2 separate regions of the Homo sapiens genome follow, and region 2 is linked to region 1. A link is a loop called in an ENCODE intact Hi-C map of the cell type or tissue named here. Cell type or tissue: OCI-LY7. All regions are shown on one strand. Each heading gives the region's core, and the rest is flanking DNA. Links, peaks and the distances in the headings are about the cores only.

Region 1 (10,215 bases), core at 2,376-7,375:
ATGTGTGCTTTTCCCACCTTAGGGATAGAGTTTATCTCTTTCAACAGGTTTTCAACAGCTTAAAAACCACTACCATGGGCGGACATGGCAGCCCATGCAAAGTCACAAAGGTGTAATGTAGAGAACAGCACACTCATGGGGTCAACAGTGAGATCAATGAGAACACAGAACAGATTTCTATGGAGGACAGTGGGAAATGAAGCTAAATAAATGTCACCCAACATCAGAGGGAGCACCCAGGACGGGGGGTGGGGCAGAGGTCTGAGGCTGATTCAATACAGCATAAAGGACTAATTAGTACAAGTATAGTGAACAACATCAAGTTAAACAGATGTGGACTTTGCTCTCAGGTGGCTACTCCATCAAATGCAGTTGGTGGACAGGCAAGAAGAACCCAGTTAGCCTGCAGAGAGGCTGTGGGTTGGCAGTTCATTGTGTTAAGAATAGAAGGGCTGACCAGATGGTCAACTCTTTTTTTTAATCTTTGCTTTTTAAAAATTGATCCAAATATTTGTACTTATTTATGGGGTAGCTATTATATTTCGTTACATGCATAGACTGTGTAATGGTCACATCGGAGTATTTGAAGTGTCCATAACCATTAGTCTTTATCATTTCTATGTGTGGAACATCTCAGGTCCTCTCTTCTAGGTATTTTGAAATACACAATACCTTGTTAACTATAGCAAATAACCAGCTCTTTAATCATTCCTTGGTCAAATCTCCATTTCATATACCCCTCCAAACCAAAACAACATTGACTAAATCTGCCTCTGGCCCTGTGAAAGGCCAGCCAAACAGCAAGAGGCCAGCACAAGACATAGCTTCCTCTTCTAGAGCTGAGAATTCACTTTTGATTGTACTGTGGGGCACATAGAACAACATCGAACTCCCAGGTGATGGGAGGGAGAGTTCCTAGGACTAGGGAAACAGGGCCTATGGATGTGAGGTGTGTGAGGAGGTGGGGTGGGGAGGTAATGGTTTTCACTGGATTCCTTTTTATATTTTATTTAGATTAAGTTCTGCTCAGCAGGGTGATTTCTTAATTAGAGCTGCCCAGCCAAGCAGACCTCCAGCTCAAACCCCTGTGCTGCCTTCTAAGGTTTCATGAGGGACCTTGTCCTGCCTTATTTCCTGAGTTCTAATATTTGAATAGTATGCAGTGGATTTCAATGGGAGGAAAAGACATGTAATTTAATCATTGTTATTAGATTTTGCCTGTGGATGGGGAGAGGAGGGGGAAGCAGGAGGGACATGGGTCCTTTCTTTGTTAATTTTCTTTTTCTTTTTCTCTACCTTTCTTCCAGTGGTCAAAGGAAGAGGAGGATCAATGGCCTTTTTTCCTCCCCCCAACCTTTTTTTTTTTTTTTTTTTTTAAACAAAGAAGCAAAGTGAGAACATTAAGCCCGAAAGAGAACTGTGTTCATTGCAGGACTTTTTGAGGTCTGGTTAAGCCATTTATATAAAGAAATTACACAGTTCCTCTTTGGTAACCTCAATCCTGAAAGTTAGTGTGACAGGCCTACAGCTTTTTGTTCTCTTCATCACTCCAGAAGTTGCAGACTGCGCTCAGCAAGACCTCACAACATGGAGGAAAATTAAAGAGATAAGTGGTCCATGGAGTATCCCCTTACCCCACCATAAATTGGCATAATTTTGTGCACAATCCAGGGAGAAGAAAAAGAAGACCAGAAGCTTGCAAACCATTCGAGAGAAGGAAGGGAGCTTTGTCATGTTGCCATCTGAGGCAAGTATACTTGGGATGGGACAGGCAAGCTGAATAGGAATGAAAAAGAGCACTTGGTCAACAAACACACAAATCTATTAAGGTTTTTCAAGAAAGAGAGACAAAATTCAGCATGGTTCACCAAAAAGAAAAAGAAAAGAAAAAAATTATGTCCAGAACTCTCCCAATTGTCCTGCTAAATACACACACACACACACACACACACACACACACCAGCCTATAATCCCCCCTACCCCGCCCCCCACCTCATGCCCCTATCCTGTTGATCTTTCCTCACTTAAAAATTATCAGAAAAGAATTTATTCATTTGGGAGGATTCCAGGCACTACATTTATGTTGCGTTCAGATGAAATGGGATCCAGACTTTTCAAACCGTACTGTTTTACAGATAAAACACAAAGGCAGAACTTCATTATCTGGAGACACTGCCCTTTCTTTTTTCTCCTGCCTTTTGTTTCTGAGCAATTTTAAGCTTGTTTGGAAAGTATCATAACAGGGGCAGAGCGTTTTTTACCACATCTATTTCAGGAGGGTTTTTAATACAGAATAATAAAATTATTGCTAAACAGATGGAAGAGTTTTACTAAAGCTGGAAAAGACACTTTTGCTAATACACCCTATAGGCTGATCTCAATTCTCTCATTGTTAAGAATGCTTGGTCTAAGAGAGTCTTATTTATGTGCCAAATGGCTTTATTAAATCATTATATTAACACAGAAAAAGTCCTATTACAATGGCTGTCTCTGTATGATCAAAACTTGTCCGTGATCCTGCTGATAGCCTATTTATTCTGAAATTTAAAAAGGTAACATTCCAGTACAGCCTAATGTTTGGCCAAGTTTTACAAAATTCATTATAATATGGCTGGAAGGGTTACTATGTCCTAGCCAGGGAAGGCCTAAGTTTTATCAGGGCAGTAGTCCCCTGACAAAAAGAAAACTGTGAAAAAGAGACCTCTCATCCACTCATAGAAATTAATCCCTGGCAACATTGTAATGATTTCACCTGTAGAAATACAATGGGTCTGTGATTTCTACTTTGATTAATAAAAAAGCAAACAAAAACAAAAACGCAGGGTAATCTCAGTGCTTTGGGAGGCTGAGGCAGGAGGAACACTTGAGGCCACAAGTTTGAGACCAGCCTGGGCAACATAGCAAGACCCTGTCAATACAAAAAAATTAAAAACTTAGTTAGGCATGGTAGCTTGTGCCTGTAATTTCAGCCACTCAGGAGGCTGAGGTGGGAGGATTGCTTGAACTTGAGAGTTTGAGGCTACAGTGAGCTATGATCATGCCACTGCACTCCAGCCTGGGTGACAGAGCAAGACTCTGACCCCGACCTACAGCCCCCCGCCGACCAAAAAGAATCCCAGTGGCAAATTCAAAGGCAAATTAATTGCACTGGTGAACCAGGACTATGGCATGTGAAAAGAGTTTAAAAAGCCAGGAGAAGCAAAGTTTGTTGTATACTGGATTTTGAAACCGAATAAACACAGACGCACACACAATTTTTGAATGTAAAATTAATACATGTTGATTGTAGAGAAAAAAAATCACTCCTAAGCCTACCACTGAGAAAGCATATGTGTTTTGGCTGCCCAAGATTGATTTCTGCCTTCATGTGGAAGTAAGCTTTAAAGGCTCTGTGTTAGGGCATAGTCTAGAAACATGGGGCCCAAGGGCACCGGGAAAACTTACAAAGGGAAGAGATGGAACTGGGAGGGTTCAAGCTACCAGTTCCATCTCTCCATGTTTTAGAGAATTGGGGCACTAAGTCAGCCAGGTAAGGTCAGGTCAGAGGAGGGCCCGGATGAAGCATGAGATGCAGAGGGACAGTGCGTGAATGGAGACCTTGGGTAGCACCAACGTGTAGCGGCAGAGGTGGGGTGGATGTGGCTGATGTCAGGGAGAGAATGGGGAGCATGCACAGGGCTCAGTCTTATACATACATTGAAAATCCTTTAGCCTTTCAAAGATTATTAACCCAAATCACCTTTCTTGCTTACTCCAGATGCCTCAGCCTCTGATATAATTGCTAAGTATCTGCCGTGTTAAAAATAAACATTTGAGAATCAAGGGTGATTTTTCTCTTTTCTTTTGAATTGTAATTGCGATGTACTCATGGCCTGCCATGACGTGAGGTCTGGCTTAGATTAGCCCCTGGCTGAGAGACCCATGCTAATTTAGTGCCTGCAATTATGCCTGCCTCTAATCGTGTTCTGCTCTTTGTAGGATGTACCCTTTGCAATAGAAGCAACGGTTATGCTGGGTCATCTATACTTTCTTGCCCCAGGCCGCTTGTGACACACATTGGTGAGACAACTGGCCAGGATTAGGGGTATGATCTGTGACCCTGAAACAGAGTGAAATTGATTGGCAATGAGGGATGAGGGGGGTGATCCTATTAAAATTATAAGCACCGTAAGTATTCTAATATCTGACCCCTCACTGTAATGGATGTGCACCTACCTCCCAGCCATAAAAATGCTTCCAATAAAAGAATCAAAAACGAAAACATGCAGAAAAACTTTTATGTATGAGTGCATTTGTCTGAGGTGTCATCCAGCTGTAGCTTCAGAGTAGGGGTGCACATGTCAATTGAGAATGATCAGCCTTTGCTTTCTGTCTGCAGAGGCTGGCAAAGGGGAAACAAGCTGCATAGTTTAGTGCTGGCAAAATAAACCACTATGCAGTTATAAACAAGAGTGGGTGGGTGAGTTGAAAGATGGGTGGATGGGTGAGTGGGTTGGTCCCCTTCCTGATGTATAAAAACAGAACTCCTAGGTTTGGGGTTCATGTTACAATTGGACTCCAGGAAAACAGACTATACATTCAAAATCTAAACCAGTTTTAAAGTATAAATTAAAAAGTATTTTCCCTCTAGCACATTTAGATATTATTGTTTACTAAGAGAAAGAAGAACAGGCTACATGCCGTCTTCGATAGCTCCCTCATGCTCCTAGATCCACAAATGATACCAGGGAAGCCACTGCTTGCCTCTGTGCCTTTGGGGAGGCGGAGGTTGTAGGGGGAAGTCTGAAAGCTCACCATCACGGAGCTCCAACTCCTTCTTCCTGGGATGCGGCACTTGCCTGTGAAGCCACAGGAGGCTGGAGGGGTAGAGGCTGGGGGCAGGAAGAGGAGGAAGTGAGGAAGGGGGCGATGCCCGGGAGGGCTCTGGGAGAGTAACCAATTCCTTCACTGGGGGCAGGCGGGAGTCTCCAGGGTCACTATGGGGCAACCTGTGAAGGGAAGGGAGGAAAGGGATTTCCGGAAGTCTCCCGCTCTCCCTCCTGCCTGCTTCCCTCCTTCCCCTAGCGGTTGATTGCGAGGAGCAGCGGAAGGAAGGATGTATCAAACCGAAAGAAGAAAGAACCCCTGCCAGTCGCCCCCATGACATCCGACTCTGAACGGCAGCGATCTAGAGGCTGTGGCGTGTTGCAGATTAACAGCAGCGAGGGCAGGAGGCAAATCAGATGCCGCAGGAGCTGACTGTTTTCTTTAGCCCTGAGAGCTGACTGTAGGCACAGGTTGCATATCAAAGGCAACGGGAATCAGTCTGTGGCAATATTACATCAGGTCCTGGACTGGTGGTGGTGTTGGTTGCGGGGGTGGGCGGTGGGGTCCAAGTCCTAAAAGATGTCAGTCAAACACCAGCTGAGCTTCTAGACCTCCTTCTGTGGCCCTTCTTCTGATCAAGTATGCAAATAATAATACAGTCAGGCTCTACCTCCTGCAATTAGCACAGGGGAGGGCTGAGTAACTGGGAGGACTTAGCCTTCTCCCTGTGGTTATCTTGTAAGGCTTTGAAGTGTAACTTTTGTTTTGTTTTGCTTGCTTTCCCCCTGCATAGAAATTTCCCTTAAGGGAAGGGTGGGTCTAAACTACCTTTAAAATGAGTTTCCACTCCCTGAACAAGGCTTGTAAAAGCTTGAGAGAAAATGCCAGGGGAAAGCATGGAAACTTTCTGGGGATAAACTATGGGTCTCCACCTTTGCACTTAATCAGGGGACAGCCACTAACCCCAGTAGCTGCATGCTTTCTGCCACCTTCATCTACCTGAGCAAAACTTCAAGGACATGTTTATGCTGAATCTCCAGAGAGAGCAATAGAAGCCCAGCTTGAGGGAAATGACTGGACCTTGATTACTTAGGATAAAAAGAGATCAATTTATGGTAGGACTATCTATTTATGTCTGCACATTCATCAGGTTTGCCTAGGAAAGGAGTCTCAGAAAATGTGTTGGAATTGGGCACTTCTGATGTCTATCCTATTCCTTGTCTTGGTTGATAACACTTTCTCCAGTCCCCAGATCTCATTTTAGGAAATGAGACTTGTTATCAGGCATCCTAGAGCCTCCATATTTTTCTGAGTCTTTCTGTGTCTGCCGGCACCATTGACGTTGTTACTATTGCTGGTTTTCCTCTTATATTTTCTGTGAAAATGCTTAGGAGCTTTTAAGAACTGGTGGCCACCAGAGAGGTTAAACATTATAAACAATATAAAGCAAAGGAATCTTAGTGTGCTGTCTTTGGGGTGTGTCATTGCTGTACAGCTTCTCTTTTTTTCCTAAAAAACCCTAATCATCTTCTGTGGTGGGAGGGGTTGGAGTTGAAGGGATGGCTAGTTGAGGTGGGGGCAATTTGTGCTGTACCTGTCTCTGACAGTCTTTTAATTTTTCATTCGTCTATGCAAATTTATTGTAAAAGAGGTATGGCTTTTTCATTCTTTCACTCATTGACTTAGCCATTCAACAAACATATATCCAGCATGTGCCTTGAGTAGGACAAGGCTGAACACTGTTTTTAAAAGGTATGTTTCTGTAAAGATGCACTCTTCCCTGACCACCAGACCCTGCCAAACCTTTGAGAGAGTGTCTCTGAGAAGGAATGAGCAAGGGAAAATATCCCATTAGAAGGGAACTCTTGGGTCCTCACCCCTCCTGAGATAGAGATGAATAAGGGCATCTTCTAAAGCACTGAGAACTGTTAAGCTGTCCTTAAGCGGGTGAGGGATATGACTTTTGAAAATAATAGTAAAAACAGTTTATGTGGGGATAGTTTATGAGAGTTCACAGAACCCTTTCATGTGTGTTACTAGAATGAGTGTTGGGTTGAAGATTAGGCAGACATGCTCCCAATAATACTTTTGAAGCGCTGGACACATGCTGTGTTTCACCAAGAAGTTAGCAATTGTTCATAGTTGTAGTATCTGTGACACAGGTCCCAAATGTTCAGATTAGCTAACGTGACCAAAGAGGAGAGGCTTGACATCTCTTTCGCTTGGTTCCATCTCCTTATTTTGTCACTCAACCTAGTGTGTGTGGTCATCCGTTCACAAAACAAAACAGAGATGAAAAACCAACTTAAAAAAACAGGGCTGGGCACGGTGACTCACGCCTGTAAACCTAGCACTTTGGGAGGTCGAGGCAGGCAGATCACGAGGTCAGGAGATGGAGACCATCCTGGCTAACACGGTGAAAACCCGTCTCGACTAAAAATACAAAAAATCAGCTGGGCGTGGTGGTGGGTGCCTGTAGTCTCAGCTACTGGGGAGGCTGAGGCAGAAGTATCGCTTGAACACAGGAGGCAGAGGTTGCAGTGAGCCAAGATTGCACCACTGCACTCCAGCCTGGGCAACAGAGTGAGACTCTGTCTCCAAAAAAAAAAAAAAATGTATATATAATATATATAAAAATATATACATAATATATAAAATATATATTTTATATATTTTATATATAATATATAAAATACATATGTATTATATATTAAAAATATACATAAATATATATAGAGAGAGTGATGATTTTAGGGAACAAGTCTGATTTCAGGATTTTGGGTTGCTTCTGTTCCTCTGGGTGTTTTCTTGGACCCAGAGTCAATATTTAAAACAAAACAAAACAAAAACACCTACCAATTCTCAAGTTTTGACCCTTGTGTCATTTATCATCAGAAGTCATGGGATGCACAATTATAGGACCCAGGATTGAGTTAATCTTTGAGGGATAAATTGTGGCACATTCTGTTTTTGAGGGCTGTTGCAAATCTAAATATCTTTGTCAGTGATTTATGATCTTCTGTGATTGTTTATTTAGTTTCCTTGGTCAAAAAAAAAAAAAAAAAGGCAGCTTTTAGGGTCAGCCTTCTGTGAACAGCGGCTGGACATCTCAACAGCCTCAGCCCAGCCTTGGGCTTCTGCTGAGATGCAAGCATAATGACCAGGAATGTGATCTATCCCCAGCCAGATGGTCAATAGCTGGAAATACTACTCCCTCCACGGTAATTACAATCTAGGGGAGGTTGAGAGGGAGGATCAGCAAATCTGGTTGATCTGAATGGATTTCCACTCCACGTTCAAGCATTTTGGGTTTGAGAAAACCCCCAACACTTCGAGCCCTGGGCATTTTTTCCATTAATATTTTAAATTGATGTTCATGTCAAGGGAAATTTAATACATAGGTTTCTGATTCATTTACACTTAACTCATCAAAATATTGTTCTGTAAGAAGTGATTGGTGTCCAAGAAATCTTAAGAGCCTTTTTATAAGCTTTTAAACTTCTTTTAAACGTTAAGAAACAGAAGTTACAGTCTCCCCAGTGTAAACAGGAGTGAATCCCTGGTTGAGGGGGAGGGAATGCGGGAGGATGGAGAGAGTGGATATAAGGCGCCAAGACACACTGACCTCAGTCCTTGAGGGACAAGAAAGTGGAGCCCAGGACTTTCCAGTCCCCACCTAGTGATCAACGTCTCACCCACGGTCAGGGGAGCAACTGGTGGTTCTACTTTTTTGAATTCTGAAGGCAAAGGCAAGCTTTTTTTAGGGGTCCTGCTGTTGGCAGAGAAAGCTCCCAAGAGTTCTGCAGAGAAGAAGGATATAGACTCCAAAATTTTACTTCCAGGCAAGGCCTCCCCCCACCCTCTTTTTCCCCTTCAAAGAAAGTGCTCATAATGTATCCTTTCATTTATAATTTTATGAAGGTCTCAATTGAACATGTAAAGAAAGTGGAAAAATTCTAAGTTGCCATGGATGTTTGGCATTTTTCCTACTATACTAAAATCTACTTTCTGCCCCAAGCAAAATGGTTTCAGAGATTCCAATAAAAGGGGGTGGAAGACAGTGAGAGCAGAGGTCTGGAATCAGAGTCTTCATGAAATGTATTTGTATTTTAATTATTTGAATATGATCGACTTCTGTTTCACCCTATTTCACTTGGCTTCCTGTGGTAAAATACAGCTCCTTTGCATTTCATAAAGCTTGTAACTTCTGTAAATGAACACTCACGTGTTTTATCTTGTTTTACTCATCCTTCTACAAAATGATAACTGTAGCAGAATTCAGCATCTATGGCTTAGGTTTGTTTATTTGTTATATATTGTTTTTATTTTTCCTCTTTTGTTTTCTTAGAAGAGGGAAAGCTTGAGAATAAATCAGCAATGATAAAAATTTTGTTCTGTTTTTGGAGTTTTCAAAAATTCTCATAATTTTAAGAAAATGCAGAAAGCATTCATATTCAGAAAAGGAGCCAAGGAATAGTGTTAGACACCACTTCAGATTTATCCAATATAATATTTACAAAGTGGTGGCTTTTTTTCTTAGTGTAAGTTTTAATCTATTGGTATTAGCAATATCTGCTTTTCTCCTGCCTTGCTTTACACAGATTCATGATTTTCTAAAAACTGATGTTTTACTCAAATTGAGGTAGGTTCTTTTCTACTGTCTTACATAACTTTGGGTGCATAGACCAAGATTATTTATACACTGTAGAAGTCGATGGTATTAAATCCGCTCAAGAAGTAAGAGAAGTCAGAGGCTAAGTCACGAAAAACCTTTGTCAAAAGACTGTAGGGTGAATGTGGTTTTTGCATCCAAAGCTTTACCTGTGGGTCTAATATAGATTCTGTGCATTCATCTTCTGCAGGGACCATTTCAGTAGAGCCTTTTAAGACACATGTTTTGGAATACAGTCAAATGCGTGCTGCTGTATGACCAGCCTATTTGGTAAGGATTGCCCAAAACTTCTGTCTTGTCAGATTTAGATGTGGAGATTTTTTTGAAGAAATTGCATGTAGAAATTCTTCCATGAGTTCTGATAGGAACATGAAAAACATGCTTCTGAAAAACAGGGTAGACGTCTGAGTACTTTGAGACACTCATCTACTACTATTGTTGAAGTGTTTCTTTTTTTGAATAAAATTTTAAATAGTATTACTATTACCCTAATTATACTATTTATTTCACAGTTAAATTCTTTGCATCTTTTTTTTTCTTTTGAGAAAAAGCTAATGTGATATATATCTTCATAACTGCTATTGCCTTTTTAAAAATCTCTTTTTAAATGATGAATTTTACAACATCCCTGAAAGCTTAGGTTTGAGGTGTGTGCCTCTTACTAACATGAGGTGTCAGTGCTGATCTCTAACGTTGCTTTTGTGCTACTTGAATTATCAGTTGGCAAAGCAAATTCT
Region 2 (10,215 bases), core at 2,182-7,181, 480 kb before region 1:
TTTCAGGATTCTAGAAGGCTCCAAACTCAGATCATGGTTTGGTCCGTGACAAGGAGAAAACCTTGGTTATATGCAAGACCGTAACAAAATTTCCCCATTTCTTTTCTTTTTTTCCTTTTTTTTTTTTTTGCCCCGCCATTTTTGGAATTTCTTATAGTCTAAGATGATTCTTACTATACTCATGTTTCCATCCCACCAAACCTTGAATCCATTGAGACTCAAATGGGCTCTAGAGAGCATGAAAGAGTTAACGTGTCCCTGAGTGCCCAGTTTCTTACAGGATTAGGGGAAAAGTGACTTTATTTTTATTTGCAGCCCGACTCAAGCTCAGTGTAATTCCACAAACTGTTGAATACCTTCTACGGGAGTTCACAGGCAGTCCGTGGGGATGGTCACAGGCACGTGATGTCAGGTTCTGTTTTTGGCTGTCTTGAGTGATTAGTGAGTTGCGTAACCTCTTTGTTCACCAGGTCCCTGTCTGGGAATCATTTGCCCTCAGCCTGTGTGTGTCCTGTGGGGCGAGAGGGGGAGTGCTCTGCTCACCACCCTGCACCCGCTGCCCGGCTCTGCTTCCCACTCTTGGCTGGTGCCCCGTGGGCCTTTCAGGCGATCTGGGCGGAAGTAGGTCAGGGACCTTCCAGCTGTGGGATCCCCAGTGGGGTGAGTCCGTTGCTTTGCTTGGCTGTTGGAGCTGAACCCACTTTTGTTTCCTAAAGGAGTAGCCTTTTAGTTTTAATTGAAAAAGCAAGCACCGTACTTCTGTCAAGCAAAAAGGTGTGAATTTCCTTCTTTTTTTTCCTCCCTGATATTATATGTGTATTTTTTTCTTTAGGAAGGGTGAGCCTGTGGATTTTCTTCCTAAAGTCAGTTTTATTGAGGAATAATTTACATACAGTAAAATTCATCCTTTTTTTAGTGTTCAGTGGACTCCATTTCTTTTTTCTTTTTTTTTTTTCTTTTGAGACAGGGCCTTGCTCTGTCATCTAGACTGGAGTACGGTGGTGCCATCAGAGCTCACTGCAGCCTTGATCACCCAGGCTTAAGCTATCCTCCTGCCTCAACCTCCCGAGTAGCTGAGACCACAGGCATGTACTACCATGCCTAGCTAGTTTTTCCATTTTTTATTTTTTGTAGAGACGGAGGTCTCACTGTATTGCCCACGGTGGTCTTGACCTCTTGGCCTCAAGTGATCCTCCCATCTCGGCCTCCCAAAGTGCTGGGTTTACAGGCATGAGCCACTGTGCCTGGCTAGGATTTCAGTTTTTAATGCAAGGCTGTCTTCCTAAAATATCCCCATAATCAGATTTGGAGTGCTGTGGCTTCATCTAGGCATGCAGAGTTGAGTACCTGAGAAGGCAGTGCTTGATGTATGGTCCTTGAGATGAAATGGATTCAGGCATACTAAGAAAGTGGTACAAGGGAGACACATTAAAATGAGTTTTTACCCTTTCATTGTGAGAGTTGAATGACAATTGCTAGACATTTGCCTATGTAGTTTTAGAAAGATTCTAACTGGAGCAGCGCTTGGCTGGAGGAGGTCAATTGTATGTCTGCGGAAAGGGTTCAGACAGACTTGTCATCATTTCCTGGCGCTGACCCTGGCTCTTACCTGGAAAGCCCCTAAACCACCCACCCCAGGGATCCACGGTGCAGGGAAGGTGGTCATGCAGAAAACAACCTCTAGCGAGTTGCTCGGCTGAGGCCCTCTGTAGGTGACCTTGTCTTGCCTCCAAAAGACTGGACCTCCTTTTCTTCTTCAGTGGTAAAAGGAGTTTCTTGGTGCCACCGTGGGCTCTGGGCAGAGACTGTGCCTTCCTCCCTTTTGTGTCTGAGTCGCCCCGCATGCTTTGGCGCAGGGAGTTTGGGCCAGAGCGATCTCCAGCCCCTTCCAGTTCACTGGCTCTGTGATAAGGTTCCTGGGGATTTTGTGTCATGTTGCTTGGAAACCAGATGGAAATAGGCCAATTACCATTGAAGTGGGGCGGCTCCTGAATGTTCCAGGACCAGGAGATTTGAGCTAGGCTTGGGACCTTCTCTTTGCTGGGTCTCTCCCTGGTCCTGCCTCCTAAGAAAGAGAAAACAAGCAAATACTCTGTCTACATTCAGATACGATGCCTTACATGAGAGTAAGAGAGCAGGAGGAAACTGCTCAGCTGCCTCATTTTCCTCCTGGGGTGGAGGTGGATGATTGTCTTGCCTTCAATCTTTAAGAGGCTGAAGCCAGCCTCTGACCACCTTGGGCATGATGGCTGGACCCGCAATGTGCCTGTCAGTAGAAGGAAGGGAGATTTCGAAGGCTGGAGAGGACAGCTTTGTCTCTTCGCAGCAGCCTGTGGGCTCCCAGCCATATCCTGGCTGAGCGATAGCACATCCAGCTTGCTTGGGGCCAGGGCTGAATCACCATGAATCCCCCACAGCTTGGCAGTGGCTGCTTAAAGAGACCCAGGGCTGAAATAACAGGGGAGGTTAGAGGCTCTCGCTGGAATCAGGCTAAATGAGAGAATGGCAAAGATGAGGGAATCTATCAGAATCTACTGAGATTCAGGGATAGGCCGGGCCTGTCTGCAGGGGAAGAGATGGGTGTGGGCATTGGAGCATTGCTACAGGAAGCCCAGGGGCCAGCTCTGTGGGCTTAAGCTCGATGCCTTCATTCCAAGGGGCCCTTCTACTAACACAATTTAACATGATTGAGAGTTTTCACTTTGCTAAAGTCCTTAAAGACCTTGCCACATTTAAGCCTACCCACTGTCACATATATATTGGCCCATTTTACAGATGAGAAAGCGAGGCGTAGAAGGATTAAGTAACTACCCAAAGTCAAGAGCAGATGGATTATTTCTCCCTCAGGTTGTGTCGCTACCTTTTTAGGCCAATCCTTTGTTAGCTTGCTTGCACAATGGGATTCCTAAGCCTGGAGGAAGCTACCTCTATCTGCAGTCACAGCTCATTGCTGTGTGTGCTTGATTAATGTTGGTCCTGTGTTAGTCTATTATCATAGTGCTATGAAGAAATACCCGAGACTGGGTAATTTATCAAGATAAAGAGGTTTCATGGACTCACAATTCCACATGGCTGGGGAGGCCTCACAATCATGGCGGAAGGAAAAGGAGAAGCAAAGGCGCCTCTTACATGGTGGCAGGCAAGAGAGTGTGTGCAGGGGAACTGCCCTTTATAAAACCATCAGATCTCGTGAGACTTATTTACTGTCATGGGAATAGCATAGGAAAAACCTGCCCCCATGATTCAATTACCTCCCACCAGGTCCCTCCCATGACATGTAGGGACTATGGGAGCTACAATTCAAGATGAGATTTGGGTGGGGACACAGCCAAACCATATCAGGTCTCCTTCCACTGGACTGGGGAGCTGGATGTTTTTGTTGCATATTTTATCTCCAATACTTGGCAAATTAGACTCTTTAATTGTTGAATGTGGCCAGGCATAGTGGCTCATGCCTGTAATCTCTGCACTTTGGGAGCCTGAGGTGGGAGGATCACTTGAGCCCAGGAGTTCGAGACCAGCCTGGGAGATATAGGGAGACCCCATTGCTAAAAAAAAAAAAAAAAAAAAAAAAAATTGGCCAAGCATGGTGGTGCATACCTGTAATCCCAGCTACTCAAGAGGCTGAGGTGGGGCTGAGTGCAGTGGCTCACGCCTGTAATCCCAGCACTTTGGGAGGCTGAGGCGGGCAGATCATGAGGTCAGGAGATCGAGACCATCCTGGCTAACATGGTGAAACCCTGTCTCTACTAAAAATACAAAAAATTAGCCAGACGTGGTGGCGGGCGCCTGTAGTCCCAGCTACTAGGGAGGCTGAGGCAGGAGAATGGCGTGAACCCGGGAGGCAGAGCTTGCAGTGAGCCGAGATTGCACCACTGCACTCCAGCCTGGGCAACAAGAGTGAGACTCCATCTCAAAAAAAAAGAAAAAAAAAATGAGGCTGAGGTGGGAGGATTGCTTGAGCCCAGGAGGTCACAGCTGCAGTGAGCCGAGATTGTGCCACTGCCTTCCAGCCTGGGAGACAGAGTGAGATCCTGTCTCAAAAAAAAAAAAATGTTGAAGATGTGAATGAATGAATGACCCCAAACTCTTATGGCTAACTTTTTTGCCACCTAGTAGACTCCAGCTGCTGCTAGGCTGGGTGTGTGTAGAATAAGGCCCTGTGAACACAGACATCCCTCTCGGGAATAAGAGCTGAGCAGTGCACTTCACGGTCCCCAGGCGGCCCACACCATCTGTTTGCTGCAGCAGGATGGCTTGGGTGGTCCATCCAGGGCCCTGCCCAGAGTCTCTTGGGGCCAAGGCTTTCCCACCCTGTCCCTCTCACTGCCCACCTCCAGGTAGGCACAGTAGGGAGGGCTGGCAGGAATGACCCAGGAGTGAAAGCAATCCTCTTGTCTTCTGGTGGGAGGATGGAGGGGCCAGGGCAAACTGTGAACCAGCCTTTGGACGGGGTACCCACCCACTTCCGTGACTCTCCTTGCCCCCCTCTGCTGGGCTCTTTAGGGAGCATCGAGCTCTCATGTTACTTTAGTGGTTGAGGCCACCCCTGGATTTCCCTCCTGAAGTGTCCCGTGTTGCAAATGGCCCTTTGTTCTTTCTTCTCTAGGGTATGGGAAATGTGGTGGCTGCCCCAGGTCTATGCAGCAGGGGAACCTGAGAGCCTCCTAAGGGAGGAGGGGCAGAGTTTTCTAGAAGCTGGTGTTCATGTAAATAACCCTGGGTGCTTCAGTGATTAGTCCCAGCTAGGAAAGTAGACAGAGAACCAACCCAATCAAGTTGTGAGAAATTGAAAGCACTCCAGCTTTCTTACAGATATTTTCTTTTTCTTTTTTTGGTCAGGGGGACGGAGTCTCGCTGTATCGCCCAGGCTGGAGTGCAGTGGCTTGATCTGGGTTCACTGCAACTTCCACCTCCCAGGTTCAAGCAATTCTCTGGCCTCAGCCTTTCAGGTAGCTGGGATTACAGGCGCATGCCACCATGCACGGTTAATTTTTGTAGTTTTAGTAGAGACAGGGATTCGCCATGTTGGCCAGGCTGGTCTTGAACTCCTGAACTCAAGTGATCTGCCTGCCCTGGCCTCCCAAAGTGCTGGGATTACAGGCGTGAGCCACTGTGCCTGGCTGATATTTTCTTTAAAATGAAATAAATATATAATTGGAGGGCATTACAGGTGATGTGAAGGTAGCAAGGCAGCTTGTGGTTTTTAAAGGAGGAGGAGTGTGGCTGTCCCTCAGTGACTCCTCTAAGTTCAATGACCTGGAGACCAAGAGAAGGGGACATTTGAGGATCTCGACCTTGTCCTTCCAGCAGGTGCTCCCAAGCCACCTCTGGGCCTGAGAATAGGCATCACATGACTCTGTTTAATCCTCCGACACAGCAAGGAGTGGCATTCTGGATCCACACTGCCTGCCTTTGAGCCCTGGCTGAAGCCTCTCTGATTCAGCCTCCTGAAGGACTTCCAGGGACTTCGCTACTTTCCCTGTCCCCTCTCACCTCCCACTATCTGCCCCCAGAGGTGTGGCTTGAGTCACCTCCTTAGGAAGTTTGTCTTTTATGTTGGATTTCTATGTAGCTCAATTACACCATGGTTATTCCTAAATGTCAGGCTTAATTTGTTGCAAGTTTTACTTGATCCCAACAGTGTGTTTTATTTACAGTAGGGAAGTCTATTCGTATAACCTCCCTCTTTTACAGTTTGTGCTTACAGAGTATGCATAACTATTCCCAATTAAAAGAAAACAAACACACACAACACTGTTGGAGTATTGCTTATAGCGCGGGGCTTTGGTAAAGCCTCACATCAGTGTGGTCCCTTTTCTCAAATTCTGCTTCATGACAAAGCCCACATACGTACACTTACACACTCCTTCAGAACGCTACAGTCTGATCTTGTAATGGCTTGGGTTTCAATTTAAGGTTGGTAGGTTGAATCACCTAAATTTTACAGATCTCCAAATAGGTCTAAAAAAGCTCCCATTCACAGAAATGTGCTTGCTTCACCCTGGAAGATACACGCGGAAATAACAGTGCTTTGGTTTTCAAGGCTTTCGTTTCTCTTTGCAGTAACTTGCTCCTCCTGTACTTAACGCAATACTCCATCAGCTAACAAGAGAAAGCGTCTCTTTTGTTTTTTTGTCTCTGCAGCTTTATTGAGGTGCAGCTGACTAATAAAAATTGTATTTATGTATTCATGGTATGCAACATGATGATTTGATATACATTGTGAAATAAGTTTTACAATCAAATTAATCACAATCAAATTAATTAGTGCATTCACCACCCCACATAATTACCGTGTGTGTGGGGTTGGGGGTAAGGACACTTAAGATCTACTCTTTTAGCAAATTTCAAGCGAGCCATGTTGTATTATTAACTATTGTCACCATGCTGTGCTTTAGATCCCCAGAACAAATTCATCTTGTAGCTGAAAGTAATCAGGTTCTATATGTGGTCCCTGGACTGAAGTCCTCTCCTCCCTGGTGGCTGGGAAACCATGTAGGACAAAGGGCATGAATGTCTTCTGGGCAGATGCTAAGTCCCTGTAACCAATTAGATTTTTCTCTTCCGTGGACTGATCCTCCTGTGGTTTCTGGGCAGAATTCAAAGTGAAATGGGTTCTACCAGCCACTCAACCAGACCACAGAGGCCCTAGGGAGGCAGCAAGCTCAGGATGGGTCCTGGGCATTGTTTTGCTTGGGGAAGTGAAACTGGCATCCTTTGCTTCAAAGGCTTCATCCCTCCTGACTTGAAGGTGTGGCCTTGACCAGAGTGACAAGATTGCAAACACTGGGGTGAAGAAAATGTATCAGGTTGCAGCCTTTTTCCTTCCAGAATATTCTCAACTTCCTGTTGCTTTTTCAAATCAGTTACATTTTCAGAAGAGACTCTTAGTTTAAAGCAGTGCCCCTCTTTAAGAGGTTGTGTTGTGTATTAATTCAAGCTGAGCTTGGCATGGAAGAGCATTCCCTCTGACCAGTAGCTTGTTTTTTTTTTCTTTCTTTCTTTTTTCTTTTTTTTTTTTCTTTTTCTTTTTGCAAGCCAGAATGGCGCTGAAGAATTCCCCAGCATGGGGTAGGGCTCAATTTCTCGGAACCTTCCAAGCCGCCTTTTTTTCCCAGTTATCCTAAATATATAGCGTTTTATAGTGTTTCTAAGCATGGGGACAAAGTGTTTTGCACCAAAGAACAGGAGTCTCAAAATAAAATATGGGCTTCCTTTGGACAAGGAACCATGGCCGCAGTTAGCATGCTGGGCAGGTTCCTGGTTCAAGCTCAATTTGAACTATTTCTAGATATGCAAGCAGTTTTATAATCTCTCTCCTTCCCCCTATTCCTTTCACCATTAAAAAAAAACCAGGCTTATAACTTTGCTGACTATCAAATCCTTTGTCCTTCCTGTTACATGCGTTACCACAGGAGCCTGCTCAAAGCTTTTCCTTTAGGGAGTTTCAATAGACACTACAGAGAGATGAGAAGGAAATTAAACTCGGTGGGGGTTGCCCCTGTACCCCGAAAGTAATTCCATGATTGAAATGCCAAAAGCCCGAACATCTCTTTCGCTGTCAGACCCAGAGAGGAGAGTGAGACAAACTTGAGTTGACGAGAATGGAACTTTAATTTCTGGGTGGTTGTTCGAAATCATCAGTCTGGTTTTGGGGAACATGACTGTCTCGAAAGTCCTTTAACTCTTTCCAGTCCCATAGCTTTTTCTTTCGAGGGTAGTGGACAAGTTAGTTTACCAGGGAAGTCATTTATTGTCCAAAATGAATTTAAGTTAAAGCTACTCATTTATTGGTGGTAAGGCAAATGGGTTCAGGCTTTCTGGAGGAGAATAGCCAAATGAATGAAAAGCCTTGAATGGCATATTCTTGACATGCTATCAGTGCATTTCTAGAAATTTCTTCTGAGGACACCATTGATAAGTTTGCCCATCCTGTGTTTATGAGACAGTGAAAAATGCAAACTGTGGAAACGCCCTTCAGGAGCAGAGTATCCCCATCCATAGAGTGGAATATTAGGGAGCTATTGAAAGTGGTGCTATAGGCTGGGCACGGTGGCTCATGCCTGTAATCCCAGCACTTTGGGAGGCCGAGGTGGGCGGATCACCTGAGGTCGGGAGTTCAAGACCAGCCTGATCAACATGGAGAAACCCCATCTCTACTAAAAATACAAAATTAGCCAGGCATGGTGGTGCACGCCTGTAGTCCCAGCTACTCGGGAGGCTGAGGCAGGAGAATCGCTTGAACCCAGGAGATGAAGGTTGCGGTGAGCCGAGATCACGCTGTTGCACTCCAGCCTGGGCAACAAGAGCGAAACTCCATCTCACACACACACACACACAAAAAAAAAAAAGGAAAAAAAGAAAAAAAGACGAGAGAGTGGTGCGTGATGCTATAGACTTATATTTGTTGATTAAGAAATCTGTCCATGATATATTGTTGTGTACAATCAATTTGTTTTAAAACCATATGAGTGCCTTACAATGTGATATCCTGGAACAGAAAAAGACATTGGTGGAAAAACAGGAGTACTCTGAATAAAATCTGTAGTTTAGTTAAAAGTAATGTACCAATGTTAATTGCTTAGTTTTGACAGATGTCCTGTGGTTATGTAAAATGTTCACATTAGGCAAAGCTGAGTGAAGGAACTCTTTGTACTATCTTTGTCAATTTTCTGTAAATCCAAAATGATTATAAAATAAATTTTTTTTCCAAAAGGCATATAAACACATTTAAGACTTTTGGAAGGATTTTAAACAAAAGATTAACCCTCTGAATGCTGGGATTATGGGTGATCTTAATTTTGTAGTTTTCAATGATAATTTTGTTAAAAGCCAAGAAAGCTCATTTGTTCTGTGAAAAGAAAGTAGCCTATAAGTATAATTTCGTTGTTCAGATACTAGAGCCCATCTCTCCATCACAATTCACAGTTGTTTCTGGGTTGAAGTCTGCCCTTCTGGGTACAGCCAGGCATGGAAGAGAGGCTATGATTAGAGCAGGGACTTTGGAATTGGAGAGACCTGGGTTTGAATCCATCACTTGCCAGCTGTGATTTTGGTTAGTTACTTTGTTTGTGGCCCATTAAAAAAATATCTGTACAATGTGTTTAATGACGCTGATCTCATAAGGCCATTGCAAGAATTAAATGAAGCAATTTAGTGCAACTAACAATGAATGCTTCCGTCACTTAGGGGAAGAGCCTGGAGAACTCTGTCTCCAGCAGATTCTGGTGTTGAATGTATCTCACTCCGAACACATCTTTTCTGAAAACTTTTATGCCAGTCGTTACCACTTTTGTGATAGAGGAGAGTGTGAATTCTATTTATTTGTTAATGCACTGAATTATGGGCTGTTAGGAGCTGTTACTGAAACATGGAGTATTTAAGAATCATTTTTATGCCCTTCTTATTCCCATCTCACTATTTCATGCCCTGTGCCCCAAATAATCTTGGTGCAATGTGTTTGTATAGCTTATGTCTGCATTAGGCCGGTTAAGAGAAAATCCTTCATAGGAGTTTTTGTTTTGTTTTGTTTTGTTTTGTTTTGTTTTGTTTTGTTTTCTCAGCCAATATCCTCACATAGAGGTCCATTGACCTCACATGTCCTTGCTCTCCTGGATCACTGAGTACTTGAGAAGTCTCGCGAGTGTCCTTGGGGAGATGGCCACTGCCATCATCCCTGATGGACGGTGACTGATAAAATATGTTTCTGTAAGCTCTCTTGTGTAGGAAGGGTAGCCCTGGGGTCATTAACTCAGAGCTAAAGCCCATCGCTTTCCGGCCCAGAGTAGAACATTCTGCACGTGGACCCAGAATCCAGGCCGCCTGCATTCTGATCCCAGCTGGGCCACTGCTTACCTCTGAGAGAGGTCGCTAAAGCCCATCTGAGCCTCCCTCCTCCTTGATAGGTGAGTGGCTGCTTAGGCTTCCTGGGTCTCATGTTGCAATTTCAGAACATTTGGCAAGAAAAAGCATCATCCTCACTCACCCTTTCGAACACAAAACAAGACAGAACAAAAAATCCCAACATCAGAGGCCTAAAGGCTTTGAACATACCATTAAAAAAAAAGTTTATTTAATATTGGATAAAAATATACTGCCTTACCTTTGAAAAAACTAATTAAATAACTAGCAAGGCTTCAAAGCATTTCCTCTTCCCTCTGCTTTCCAGGAGGAGAAATATTTTTCAAAGTCATTTGAATATTAAAGAGCTGG

Evidence for each region. Peaks named below come from ENCODE experiments on the same cell type or tissue, not always from the same donor. Only the 100,000 strongest peaks of a DNase experiment are listed, where the experiment ranks them.
Region 2: a loop joins it to region 1, with 4 times the contacts of the local background. A loop is called at or near these places in 2 of 110 quality-filtered maps.

What each region holds. Positions count from the first base shown.
Region 1 is chr17:72,025,431-72,035,645 of GRCh38, reverse strand. LINC01152 (long intergenic non-protein coding RNA 1152) reads right to left here and starts at 4,992. Exons shown (of 3, transcript NR_110132.1): 1 at 4,795-4,992. It overlaps ROCR (regulator of chondrogenesis RNA), which reads left to right and starts at 9,667. Exons shown (of 3, transcript NR_110876.1): 1 at 9,667-9,748. LOC102723517 (a long non-coding RNA gene) reads left to right here. Exons shown (of 3, transcript NR_110877.1): 3 at 1,308-1,539. RefSeq lists an enhancer at 5,097-5,867. In OCI-LY7, for the core only: a CTCF peak has its summit at 5,057; DNase peaks (open chromatin) are centred at 5,175 and 5,425; H3K4me3 peaks cover 4,075 bases; H3K27ac peaks cover 4,423 bases.
Region 2 is chr17:72,507,235-72,517,449 of GRCh38, reverse strand. All of the region lies in intron 1 of LINC00673 (long intergenic non-protein coding RNA 673), which reads left to right. Among named protein-coding and RNA genes, the nearest start is that of LINC00673, 80 kb to the left of the region's middle. RefSeq lists enhancers at 45-553, 1,516-1,705, 1,853-2,353, 6,480-6,609. In OCI-LY7, for the core only: a CTCF peak has its summit at 4,549; DNase peaks (open chromatin) are centred at 4,189 and 6,699; H3K4me3 peaks cover 1,628 bases; H3K27ac peaks cover 1,573 bases.